Regions from separate parts of the Homo sapiens genome. Here all the other regions are linked to region 3. The links are chromatin contacts, found by Hi-C or POLR2A ChIA-PET in ENCODE. All regions are on one chromosome and are shown on one strand. The core of a region is the stretch at or near the end of the contact, and the rest is flanking DNA. Distances in the headings are between cores, read along the strand shown. Region 1 holds the start of MSI2 (musashi RNA binding protein 2). Region 2 holds the start of CLTC (clathrin heavy chain). Region 3 holds the start of SUPT4H1 (SPT4 homolog, DSIF elongation factor subunit). Region 4 overlaps AKAP1 (A-kinase anchoring protein 1).

Region 1 (2,700 bases), core at 201-2,700, 1.1 Mb after region 3:
ACGCTTTGTTTTATTCCGAAGAAAGCCCGGCACTTAGAAGAGATTTACCACCATCTTTCTAAGAGGGATCTTAAGAGTTTGGGGAGCTGGGAGTGTGGGGGAAACACACATTAAGATCAAAAGAAAAAAAAAAACTATGCGAAAGTAAATGAAGCTGAATGTCATTTTAAACAGAGAAAAAGAAGCGACGGGAAAATGACTTAAAAGCAGAGAGATGGGTATCTCTGTATCCAGAGTTCAGCTCCAATTAACAATAACCTCTGGGGTTACTAGGGGGCGGTGGGGGTGGTATAGAGCGCCGTTCGAGATCAGCCACGCGCCTGAGCCCCATTCTAATCCGCTTAGCTACTTCCGAAGACACCTCCAAAAATAAAACTTAAACTTTGTTCTAAAATAAAGACAAAATCCAGAAGGGAATGGTTTACCTGGAGCGTTTCGTAGTGGGATCTCTCATGACCATACATTCTCTAATTTCTCCAAATTTGCTAAAATAGTCTCTAAGGCTATCTGTAGAGAGAGAAAGAGAGAGATGGGGGGGGGAGAGAAGGTGTGGAAAAAAAAAGCAATGCAAATTTTGATCAAGGACAAAATCCAAAAGTAGTTTTCTGTTGTTATTCTGTTTTGTTTTTGCATTTTTTGCACACGCGGGGGAAATTCGGCAACAGAGGTCGCATAGAGGGCTCAGAAAGGATTTGCTATTTAAAAAAAATAACCTTGCACAGGAGAAGTGGGGAGCCAATGGCGGGGGGGGGGGGGCTCCTACACCGGGATAACAAAGAGCAATAAAGAAGCCAAGAAGGGGGGGACCCAGGCGTCCCCCCCTCCCTCCCTTACCTGGTGAGGTCTGCCAGCTCAGTCCACCGATAAACATTTTACTAGAGGGAGAAAACATAACAGAAGTGAGCACCGATGTCAGATCGGCCATTTTGACGTGTAACTTACAAAAGCTAAAAGGAAAGCGGGGGGGAGCGAGCGAGCGAGAGCCGGGAGGTGGGGTGGGGGAGAAGGTGACGGCGAAATGCAATCCAAAGGTGTGTAACTTCCACGGGGGGGGCGCGCGGGAGAGGCGGGGGGGCGCGGGAGATGCCCGGCTCCGCGCACCGCCGTCCCCGCCGCTGCAAGGAGAGCGAGCCCAAGGCGGCGCGGTGGGCAGCGGCTGGAAACTTACCCGGGGTCGTGCTGGGAGTCGTTGGCGCTGCCCGAGGTGCCTTGGCTCCCATTTGCCTCCATATCTGAGCCCCCCCGCCCCCCCACCCCCAAAAAACCAAGCCCCACAGCGATCGGAGCGGAGCGGCGGCCGGCTCCGAGCCCCGAGATCTCCGCTCCCTCCTCCCCCTCCTCCTCCCCCCCGCCCGGGCTCCTCCGAATCTCTCTGCGAGCGGCGGAGCCGGGGCAGCGGCGAGAGCCGTCACACGTGGGCTCGGCTTAGCTCAGCCCCGCTGCCTCGCACACCCCCCCGTCCCCGCCCCCCCGGCCCATCCCCACCTCTCCCCCTCCTCCTCCCCACCCCCATCTCCTCCTCCTCCTCCCCCTCCTCCCCGGCGCACGTGGGGCGGAGTTCTAGAACGTCGTGTAACCAATGCCGGTGACGTCACGCACCCCCGTGCGGCCCCCGCCTGCCCGCGCGCGCACACTCGGCCCCCCACGGCCGGACCCACAAGGGTGGCGCGCGAACCCCGCGGGCGGAGGGGACCCCGCCTCCGGGCCGGCAGGGCGCAGGGCGAGGGGGAGCGCACCCCGACTTCCCTGGATCACATGGGCTGCGGGGGGCGGGTGGATCGGGGGAGGGGAGGCGCGGGGAGCTTGCTGCGGCTCCTCACCCGGACCTGGGAGAAGACGCCCCCCACCCTCTCTAGTTCGCCCTCTCCATTCAAGTTTGCCGGCCCCTGCCGCCGAGATCCGGGAATGGCACCAGCCGCCCGCCCTCCGCTGTGCCCTGTTTCCAGCCACCGCTCAGAAATTTAGGTCAAGGACGTCGGGAGCAAACCCACACCCTGGCGCTCCTTTGGCGGCCCCCGAGACGCCCCAGGATCGGGGGGCTTCAGGATGGCGGAGACCCTCCTGCACAAACACCAGCCACAAGTTTTATTTTCCTTTTGCGCTGGAAGTTCTCTCTGGCTCTGGCTCCACACCGGCACGTCTTGCGCGGTTCCCCGCCCTTCCCCAGTAGAGGTACCAATCCGTGCCCGGGAAAGGTTATTTTGGAACTTTGAGAAACTGACGCGATTCCAGTGGCGAGAAAGTGCCGAAGAAAGGGTTTCCGCGTTAATCATACAGTGTTTTAAAAATGTAATAAGATAGGTTATAGGAGTCAAGGTCACATGATTGAGGTTCAAAGCAAATGTTTGTATATAACGAGAAGTACTTTTGGGGTGTCTCTGGGATGGATGGGAAGGGTGGTTATTTCAGGAAACCCCTGTGTAATCCGTTCGTTATATATTTTATTTCTCACCCAGCCTTTGTATGCCAGGATAGTAAAGTGCATGATACTGAAATAGCCCAAGACCCCTCACGACCTGCAGAGGTAGCTAGGGTGGCAGAAGGCTTCAGAATCACTCCCACCTTAGCAGCAGTAGTATTGTGCAGCACGGGTTCTGGCATACAGTAGGTGCTTAATAAATGCGGTTTCATACCTTCATGCACTGAAAACTCCAAAAAGACAATGTCTGTAGCCTTCCAAAGGCATCGCATGAAAGTTTC
Region 2 (2,700 bases), core at 192-2,691, 1.3 Mb before region 3:
GGCAGGTTTCTTTAAGGGGATATTTGGGAAGAAAGCAAATTAATAGGAATAAATTATTTAAGCTACAGTAAAAAACAGGATTGGTGACACAGGAAAATCAAAAGCTCTGAAGAGGTTTAATTCAGTGAAGCCTTCCAATGGTCACCTGCCTAGGCCCGCCACTGGCATGTTGCCAGATAACAATATGTTGCCTCCAGGATAAGGAACCATGGGGAAGAACTCTAGAACTTACTAAAGGGAAGCCAGTCACAGACCAAATAGCCCTGCAGGTCTCAGAGCAGCTGTGCTGTCCCCAGGGCTCTGTTCAATTCCATGCGATCCTGAAGAAGATATTCAAAACTACCTGCTACTACTCGAGAAGACTAAAAGATAACCTCTGTATCACTCTTTCCTACCTTCCAGAACCAAAGAGGGGTTAAGAGCCACAACATCCCCAGAGAAATAAAAAAAGGGGGAAGGGGAGGCGAGTTTCCTTAGGGAGTTTGACCGCACACACTCTGAGATTGACATAGCTCTAAGAAATGCGTTCTCCCATTCTACCCTCGTTCCGTTCTTTCAGTGACCTTCTGTCCCTACTGCCTCAGGGAAGGCAAGAGAAAAGCCACCGCCTCACCACCACCCCCAACCCCCACCACCGGAGAAGGTGCCTTTCTCAGTTGAGAGCCGCAGAGGGAGGGAAAAAAAAGGTTGCTCCTCCCCAACCCACCCGCCCCACAACTCCTGGGTGCAGACACGATGAGGGAAAGAGGAGAGCAATGGAAGGTGACAGCCCCGCACTGGCCCAGGGGATAAGAATCCTTGCTCTGGTAGAAACAAGGGAGAATCCCCCTCCCACTCCCCTACCCAAATGAATGAAATGAATAAAATGGGGAGAGAGTTTGTACGCGCAGTTCTGGCCATCCAGGAAGCAAGATCGAGAGGCCTTTGGATCCAGGCCTGGTCCTTGCAGCTCTTTGCACCCCAACTCCTGTCCTTTCCATCCAAGCCCCACATCATTTAATATTTTAAGCTTTCCAAGATAGTGCCCCCTCCTCCACCTACCCCAATCACCGACAACCCCCCCGCCCCTCCAGCTCCGATACTGCTCGGGCCCAGACTCCAGCGTCTTCCATCCTTCCTACCACCTTCTCCACAGCCCTCACCAGCCCGGGCCCGGCCGCACCTGGAGATGCTCCTGAAAACGAATTGGCAGAATCTGGGCCATGGCGCTGTCGGGGGTTATGGTCTCCTCCTGTCACTGGGGCTGCGGGGCAGTGGCTGCCCGGGCTCTCCAAGGGAGAGGAGGAGAAGGGGAGGGGGGAGGCTGGGCTCAGCAGGATCCTCTCCGGGGACGCAGGAAACTGGCAGGCAGACGAAAGAGCTCGGGTCGGGGGCGGAGGCTCCAGGGGCCAGGAGAGCCGCAATGGCGGAACCGGGCGCAGCGCAGACTCCGGAAACGGCTGAGCCCAGCGGAAGGATCCCGGCGACAGAACTCCGCCCAGTCGCCTCACCCCCTCCGCCTTATGTACCCCTCCACGGAGCGCCGCGCGCGGCGGGCGCAGGAATTCGGGGCGCAGTGCGCCCGGTGCCTCGCTTCCTGACGCCACATGGGGGGAAACAGAGGAACCGGAGGGACTACTTTTTTAGACTCATCACTTTCGCCAGTCTTCTCTTTCTCCCCCCACTTTTTTTTTTTCATTTTGCCACATCATGCGACTCGGGGCGACCGACGTCACTTCCGTGGGCGCTTTAGGTCCCACCCACGTACTTCCAGGTGCACGTGATACTGATGGGGAAGGGTCGGCTGATTGCTGCCAGAAATGGAGAGCTCGTTTTAAGGAAATGCGGCGTCTCCTGGGAGTGAAGAGGCTTTTGGGCCACCTTGAGGCATGACGGGTGCCGCTTCGTTTCCCTGCGACCGCTGCCTGTTTCGACTGAGCCCCTCACAGGAGGACGTGGCGGGGGCAGACGGGCGCAGCCTCCCGCCCTCTCCGTGACTCAGGGAAACGGCCTCGCCGCAGAGCGCTCCCTCGGCAGCTGGCTGCAGCACTCCTCCCCCGCCGGGCTTCAGAGTGGGTGGTTTCCTACAGCCTAGGGAGGGGGCCTGAAACGGGGTTTAAAATCTTCCCTGCCCTCACACAAGCCCTTCTGACTGTTGGAGAACCTGACGCGCGGATTCTAACTAGAACTGGCACTCTCTTCGGGTGTTAGATAATTAACTCAAAGGACAGCGAAGGCCTTTTATGATGTCTTTCAAGCTGGCCTTATGACAGCTTTTCTTAACGTTTCTGCGGACATTTTGGCGGACTTGTGTCGGCCTAGCTCAGTGATCAGTTTCGTTAAAGAATTTGAGTATCCGAACATTAAAGGATTGGACCTAAATTCTAGCAGGAGGATTTTTAGCCACATCAAATAATTTACGTCTCAAAGATTTAGATAATTAGGGTAAGGATGCTTAGTAAAACCCGAAGGTTCCATCGCGCCACTGCACTCCAACCTGGGCGACAGAGCGAGACTCCGTCTCAAAAAAAAAACAAACAAAAAAAAACCTGAAGGTTCCTGGAGGAAAGAGATGAACTATTAGCCGTGTATTTCGGTGGGACCACCTCAACATAGGTTCCTGTAGGTTAGCAATGTAGAAATGTAGCGCTTCAAAGCCGGAGCATCCTGTCTTCAAAGAGCATGAAGGTATCAACGGCATTCATTGTCGATTAATAATAA
Region 3 (2,700 bases), core at 110-2,609:
CATGAAAGGATAGGGTAGAGTAGAGGGCTTGGCAATAAGAACTGGTTTGTAAGCCCCTAAAAGTGTGGCTTAGTGAGATCAGGGAAGGAGAAAGCATGACTGGATTCTTACTGTGCTTCAGTCATTATTATTATACTGTTCACTTCACACATTATCATACTTCAGTGACTCAGACCTTGGGCAAATACTCTGTGCCTCGCTTTTTCAGTCCATAAAATGGGCCTACTTAATAGTTGTTGCAGGACTTACATGAGATAATAGAGTGTAGAAAATATGTTCCAAAGTGGAAAGTTTTATTCAGTGATAGAAAACATCCAAACCTGTCACAGAGCCCATCTGAACACAGCATGGGACCGCCAACAAGAAGAAAGCCCGCCCGGAAGCAGCTCAATCAGGAGGCTGGGCTGGAATGACAGCGCAGCGGGGCCTGAAACTATTTATATCCCAAAGCTCCTCTCAGATAAACACAAATGACTGCGTTCTGCCTGCACTCGGGCTATTGCGAGGACAGAGAGCTGGTGCTCCATTGGCGTGAAGTCTCCAGGGCCAGAAGGGGCCTTTGTCGCTTCCTCACAAGGCACAAGTTCCCCTTCTGCTTCCCCGAGAAAGGTTTGGTAGGGGTGGTGGTTTAGTGCCTATAGAACAAGGCATTTCGCTTCCTAGACGGTGAAATGAAAGGGAAAAAAAGGACACCTAATCTCCTACAAATGGTCTTTAGTAAAGGAACCGTGTCTAAGCGCTAAGAACTGCGCAAAGTATAAATTATCAGCCGGAACGAGCAAACAGACGGAGTTTTAAAAGATAAATACGCATTTTTTTCCGCCGTAGCTCCCAGGCCAGCATTCCTGTGGGAAGCAAGTGGAAACCCTATAGCGCTCTCGCAGTTAGGAAGGAGGGGTGGGGCTGTCCCTGGATTTCTTCTCGGTCTCTGCAGAGACAATCCAGAGGGAGACAGTGGATTCACTGCCCCCAATGCTTCTAAAACGGGGAGACAAAACAAAAAAAAACAAACTTCGGGTTACCATCGGGGAACAGGACCGACGCCCAGGGCCACCAGCCCAGATCAAACAGCCCGCGTCTCGGCGCTGCGGCTCAGCCCGACACACTCCCGCGCAAGCGCAGCCGCCCCCCCGCCCCGGGGGCCCGCTGACTACCCCACACAGCCTCCGCCGCGCCCTCGGCGGGCTCAGGTGGCTGCGACGCGCTCCGGCCCAGGTGGCGGCCGGCCGCCCAGCCTCCCCGCCTGCTGGCGGGAGAAACCATCTCCTCTGGCGGGGGTAGGGGCGGAGCTGGCGTCCGCCCACACCGGAAGAGGAAGTCTAAGCGCCGGAAGTGGTGGGCATTCTGGGTAACGAGCTATTTACTTCCTGCGGGTGCACAGGCTGTGGTCGTCTATCTCCCTGTTGTTCTTCCCATCGGCGAAGATGGCCCTGGAGACGGTGCCGAAGGACCTGCGGCATCTGCGGGCCTGTTTGCTGTGTTCGCTGGTCAAGGTGTCAGTCGGGGACCTGGTTGTAGGGCCCATGGGGGACCAAGGTCGGGGAAAGAGGGCGGAATGGGGCTGTGGGACAGTAAAGAGAAAAGTTAAGTCTCAGAACTCAGAGGTGGCAGGGGGAGTGAGAAGCCGAAGGAGGCCATCGTTTACCTCGTAGGATCGCGGACAGGTCTTGCAGCTGAGGGCAGGGGCGGTCTTACATGCCTTTGAATCCTCAGCTCTTAGACGTTCGGTGAACTTACGTTGGAGCCGAAAGACACTGGGAGTCAGAGGCGGGTGGGGATCCGCTGCTGAGTGAGTAGTCGGAAAGGATGCCTGACCCTGAGTAGACTAGAGAAAGGAATAGATAAAACGGAATTGGGAACGAGAGAGGAAGGAGTGGGAGGGTGGGACTTAGGAATGAAGCTTTGAGAGTAGTAGGTGGGGAACCTTAGGATACACAGTCAACATAGGGAAACAAGAAATTGAGCAGGTCGAAGTATTGAGAAAGCTACTTTTTCTCTTGGTCTTGTTCATGCTTATCTCTCCTTTTCCTTTATTTTTCTTTCACTCCCAGACTATAGACCAGTTTGAATATGATGGTTGTGACAATTGTGATGCATATCTACAAATGAAGGGTAACCGAGAGATGGTATATGACTGCACTAGCTCTTCCTTTGATGGGTAAGCCGCTTCAGTTTCCATCATTCACTTCTGCATTACCCAACCTGCACCCAGAGAAGTAAATGCAGGGCAAGTGTTAATCCTAGTTGGGCCCAGCCATTCGTTTTTGGGGGTTATTTTGTGTGGGTTTTTTTTTTTTTTTTTTTTTTTGAATCAGGGTTTTGCTCTGTGGCTCAGGCTGGAGTGCAGTGGCATGATCATAGCTCACTGCAGCGTGGAATGATCCTCTGACTTCAACCTCCCAGAGTGCTGGGATTATAGGTGTAAGCCACTGTGTCCAGCCTCAACAGTTATTTTGGGACATACTAGTGCTATGCATCTAATACAGTGACCACTATCCACGTGTAGCTACTGAGCACTTGAAATGTGTCTAGTCCAAATTAAGACATGCTTTTAAGTATAAAATATACCCCAGATTTCAAAGACTTAACATGAGAAGAAAGAATGTAATCTTAATAATGTTTGTTAAATGCATGAAAATTTTTTTTGAAAATGAAGGGAAGGGAGGTGTAGTAATGGTAGATCATTGCCCAAAAGCTGTT
Region 4 (2,700 bases), core at 201-2,700, 1.2 Mb after region 3:
CAAGAGATCCTGCTCCCAGCTAAGGAAGAATCACCTTCAAAATGACTTCCCCCCTTAACACTAGGCGCTTCGAACAGGATTCATGCAGGGAAAAGTACCCCTTCTGGGGGAAGACTGCTTGGCTAGCCTGCGGGAAGCATAACAGGCTGACAGGGGCTGGGCGAGGGGGCGGGGAGCTCTGCTCACTCACAGTATCCAGCCTCTGCCCCACAGAATGGGACTGGCTAACACCTGCCATCCCGATGGCTCCCAGCAGTGGCTCAGAACCACACCCGGACTCTAGCAGGCTGCACTCAAAGGCCAGCTTCCAGCTCCCTCAGTGGGGTGGTCCCTGGTCCCCTTCTCAGCTTCAACTTCCTCACAAACAAAGCAGGGCTGACATGAAGGTACATGCGAGGCACTAACCTCGTGCTTGGCACCCACCGCATGCTCGTGGACAGTATTACCTCATTTCCACGTGCCATCCCTAAACCTCCCTGCCCATCACCACGGCTTAGGTTCAAGCCTAAACTCAGAAGACTTCAACAGGTCTGAGTAGCTACTACTATCCATCTAGAGTTGGCAGACAAGGCTGCGGGGCTTGTTAATTCAGCTGAGGGGCAGTAAGCAAAGGGAAACTCCTTTATTCTTAAAAAATAAATAAAATAAAAATCACCCATTTTCAGATGCAGTATTTTAAGAAACATTTAAACATCCCGAGATTAGGATGCATCATATAGTATCTTGCCTTCTATAATCATGACTGGCAGCACTTTTTTCTTTCCAAGGTACATAAAAACAGTAGTGTCTTAACAGCATCTTGGAGGTGACAAAATGTAGCGTGTGGTACAAACTAGATGCTGCTGAAAGTGGTAAAATTCCCAATAAAGATTCCCAACCTACCCGGAGCTGAAATGGGAGGGAATGGCTCCAGGACAAACAAGTCAGAGAGCCACTCGGGATATTCGTGGCCTCTCTCCATGAGATAAATGAAAACACCCCAGGGTGCCTGCAGAAGCAGGGTCAGGAGCTGCTGACCTGTAAGTTAGCGGTCTGAACTGTCTACGCTGGGGTCAGCACTCGAAAAACCCAGGACACCTCGTTATCAAAGTGCCCCGCTTTCCCGGGGGTGGAGCTGCAACTGCACAGAAAGAAAATGGCTGAGGCTTTCTGCAAAGGTGACAGCGACAACTCAGGAAGCTCAAGCCTCCCACAAGTATTCAAAGCTGTGGCCGTTCTTTGGGCACTTACCCTGTAAGAGCTTCTGGAGAAGGAAAGCAGGTGAAGACATGGGAACAAGCACATGATTAAAAGGAAATAAAAACCATTCAAAACACTCACACCCATACCTGGCACTCAAGGGAAGTAAAGCTAAGGAGGCCTCTCCATTAAAACACACACACACACGCACACACAAAGAGGTTAGTGTTTAAAAAAGAAAAAAAAATGGGCTGGGCATAGTGACTCACACCTATAAACCCAGCACTCTGGGAGGCCGAGGGCGGAAGGATCACTTGAGCCCAGGAGTGCGAGACCAGCCTGGGCAACAAAGGAAGACTCCATCTGCACCAAAATAATAATAATTTTTTTAAACAAAGAAAAAGAGGCACACTAATGTTAATCAGCGAGCCCAACTTGGCGCTAGTTCCTTGGGAAGGGCTCACTGGGGAAGGTCACCGGTTGAGGAACCAAGTTACAGCTCCCATGACTTGGGGTTTCAGGGCAATCTAACTCCTCAGTTACCCACCAGCTCTACGCCGTGTCCAGACCTCTGCAGGTTGCGATAAAGAGCTGAAGAGCACTATGACTTTGCTGCACAAGTAGCAGAAGGGAGAGGCAGACTGGCAGCCTTTCTCCAAGAAATACTGGGAGCGCCCCATCCTCTAAACGAACCCGAGACCCTCCTACCTCCTGAATGATCTGCTTCCGCATCCATGGTCCATCCATCCTCAGCCCCCAAGTCTGACAACTCCCCCTTCAGCACCCCATTGCTGAAGGGCACAGTACTTTCTGGCAGTGGCGGGGTGATGGCCTTGTCCCTGGGGCTCGAGCTGGTCTCTGTGCAAGAGTCTTCAAGCCCTGAAGTGCTGAAAGAATCTGAGCAGTGTCCTGGAGAAGCCACCAAAGGGACACTTTGGCTGCTGTCTGACATGCAGGTGACACAGGTGGCATCTTCCACCAGGATGCCTGCCCGGTCCGGCAACTCTTCACTGGGGGTGGTCAGTGCCAGGCAGGAGGCCAGGGAGATGTGGTGTGCAGAGATATTTGGCTTACTGTCCTTGGTGGGGCTGGACAGAAGGCTCTTCAGGCAGCTCACGTAGGTCTTTGGTGGTGGTGAGCCCTCTGCTGGTAGGCCTGGCAAGGGGAGGCCAGCATCCGGCGGGGCAACAGCTGCCTCTGCTGTGGCAGGCTCCGCAGTGTCTGGGCCCAAGACAGTTTTCTGGTGAACTGGGACACAGCTCTCTTCCTTCTGCCCTTGGAGCTGACTGGCCTGACACACACGACCTGCAACCTTGCCAACCGTGGTGGCCAGCACCTGTTCGGTTGCTTCTGAGATCACTTGGGAGATTATCTGGAAGGCAGCCCGCTTAATCTCCTCATTTCTATCCAAGCCCTCCTCATTTCTATCCAAGCTCTCCTCATTTCTATCCAAGCCCTCCTCATTTCTATCCAAGCCCTCCTCATTTCTATCCAAGCTCTCCTCATTGCCCAGTTCTCCCT

The links. Hi-C counts contacts between places; a loop is a spot of excess contacts on that map. ChIA-PET counts read pairs that join two places held with the same protein, here RNA polymerase II (POLR2A). Pooled maps may share reads with other maps.
Region 1: a loop to region 3 is called in a map of CD8-positive, alpha-beta T cell, with 4 times the contacts of the local background. The contact joins the promoter of MSI2 here to the promoter of SUPT4H1 in region 3. A Hi-C loop is called at or near these places in 1 of 168 maps with a recorded cell type or tissue (CD8-positive, alpha-beta T cell) and 7 of 50 pooled maps. POLR2A ChIA-PET finds 5 or more read pairs at or near these places in 1 of 52 experiments (T-cell).
Region 2: a loop to region 3 is called in a pooled map of gastrocnemius medialis, with 12 times the contacts of the local background. The contact joins the promoter of CLTC here to the promoter of SUPT4H1 in region 3. A Hi-C loop is called at or near these places in 1 of 37 single-sample maps with no recorded cell type and 7 of 50 pooled maps.
Region 4: POLR2A ChIA-PET joins it to region 3 with 10 read pairs in Panc1. The contact joins the enhancer-like site here to the promoter of SUPT4H1 in region 3. POLR2A ChIA-PET finds 5 or more read pairs at or near these places in 3 of 52 experiments (A673, IMR-90 and Panc1).

The regions. Positions count from the first base shown.
Region 1 is chr17:57,255,273-57,257,972 of GRCh38, reverse strand. MSI2 (musashi RNA binding protein 2) reads right to left here and starts at 1,450. Exons shown (of 14, transcript NM_138962.4): 1 at 1,169-1,450; 2 at 835-875; 3 at 426-507. The coding sequence starts at 1,230. LOC101927510 (a long non-coding RNA gene) reads left to right here and starts at 977. Exons shown (of 3, transcript XR_007065860.1): 1 at 977-1,031. RefSeq lists a silencer at 1,266-1,895.
Region 2 is chr17:59,618,636-59,621,335 of GRCh38, reverse strand. It overlaps CLTC (clathrin heavy chain), which reads right to left and starts at 1,441. Exons shown (of 32, transcript NM_004859.4): 1 at 1,163-1,441. The coding sequence starts at 1,204. RefSeq lists enhancers at 1,354-1,648, 1,378-1,727, 2,178-2,297, 2,308-2,357, 2,195-2,700.
Region 3 is chr17:58,350,860-58,353,559 of GRCh38, reverse strand. It overlaps SUPT4H1 (SPT4 homolog, DSIF elongation factor subunit), which reads left to right and starts at 1,359. Exons shown (of 5, transcript NM_003168.3): 1 at 1,359-1,493; 2 at 2,052-2,158. The coding sequence starts at 1,425. TSPOAP1-AS1 (TSPOAP1, SUPT4H1 and RNF43 antisense RNA 1) reads right to left here. Exons shown (of 5, transcript NR_038410.1): 4 at 1,646-1,816; 5 at 1-1,561. It also overlaps a transcript of RNF43 not described here. RefSeq lists an enhancer at 43-578 and silencers at 966-1,395, 1,676-1,785.
Region 4 is chr17:57,106,366-57,109,065 of GRCh38, reverse strand. AKAP1 (A-kinase anchoring protein 1) reads right to left here. Exons shown (of 11, transcript NM_003488.4): 2 at 1,888-2,700. Among named protein-coding and RNA genes, the nearest start is that of AKAP1, 22 kb to the right of the region's middle. RefSeq lists an enhancer at 1-197. Within about 2 kb of position 1,450, at least 18 of the 41 ENCODE cell types and tissues checked have a DNase peak (open chromatin) inside an H3K27ac peak, as active enhancers do; they include Panc1, where a contact is called at or near this core.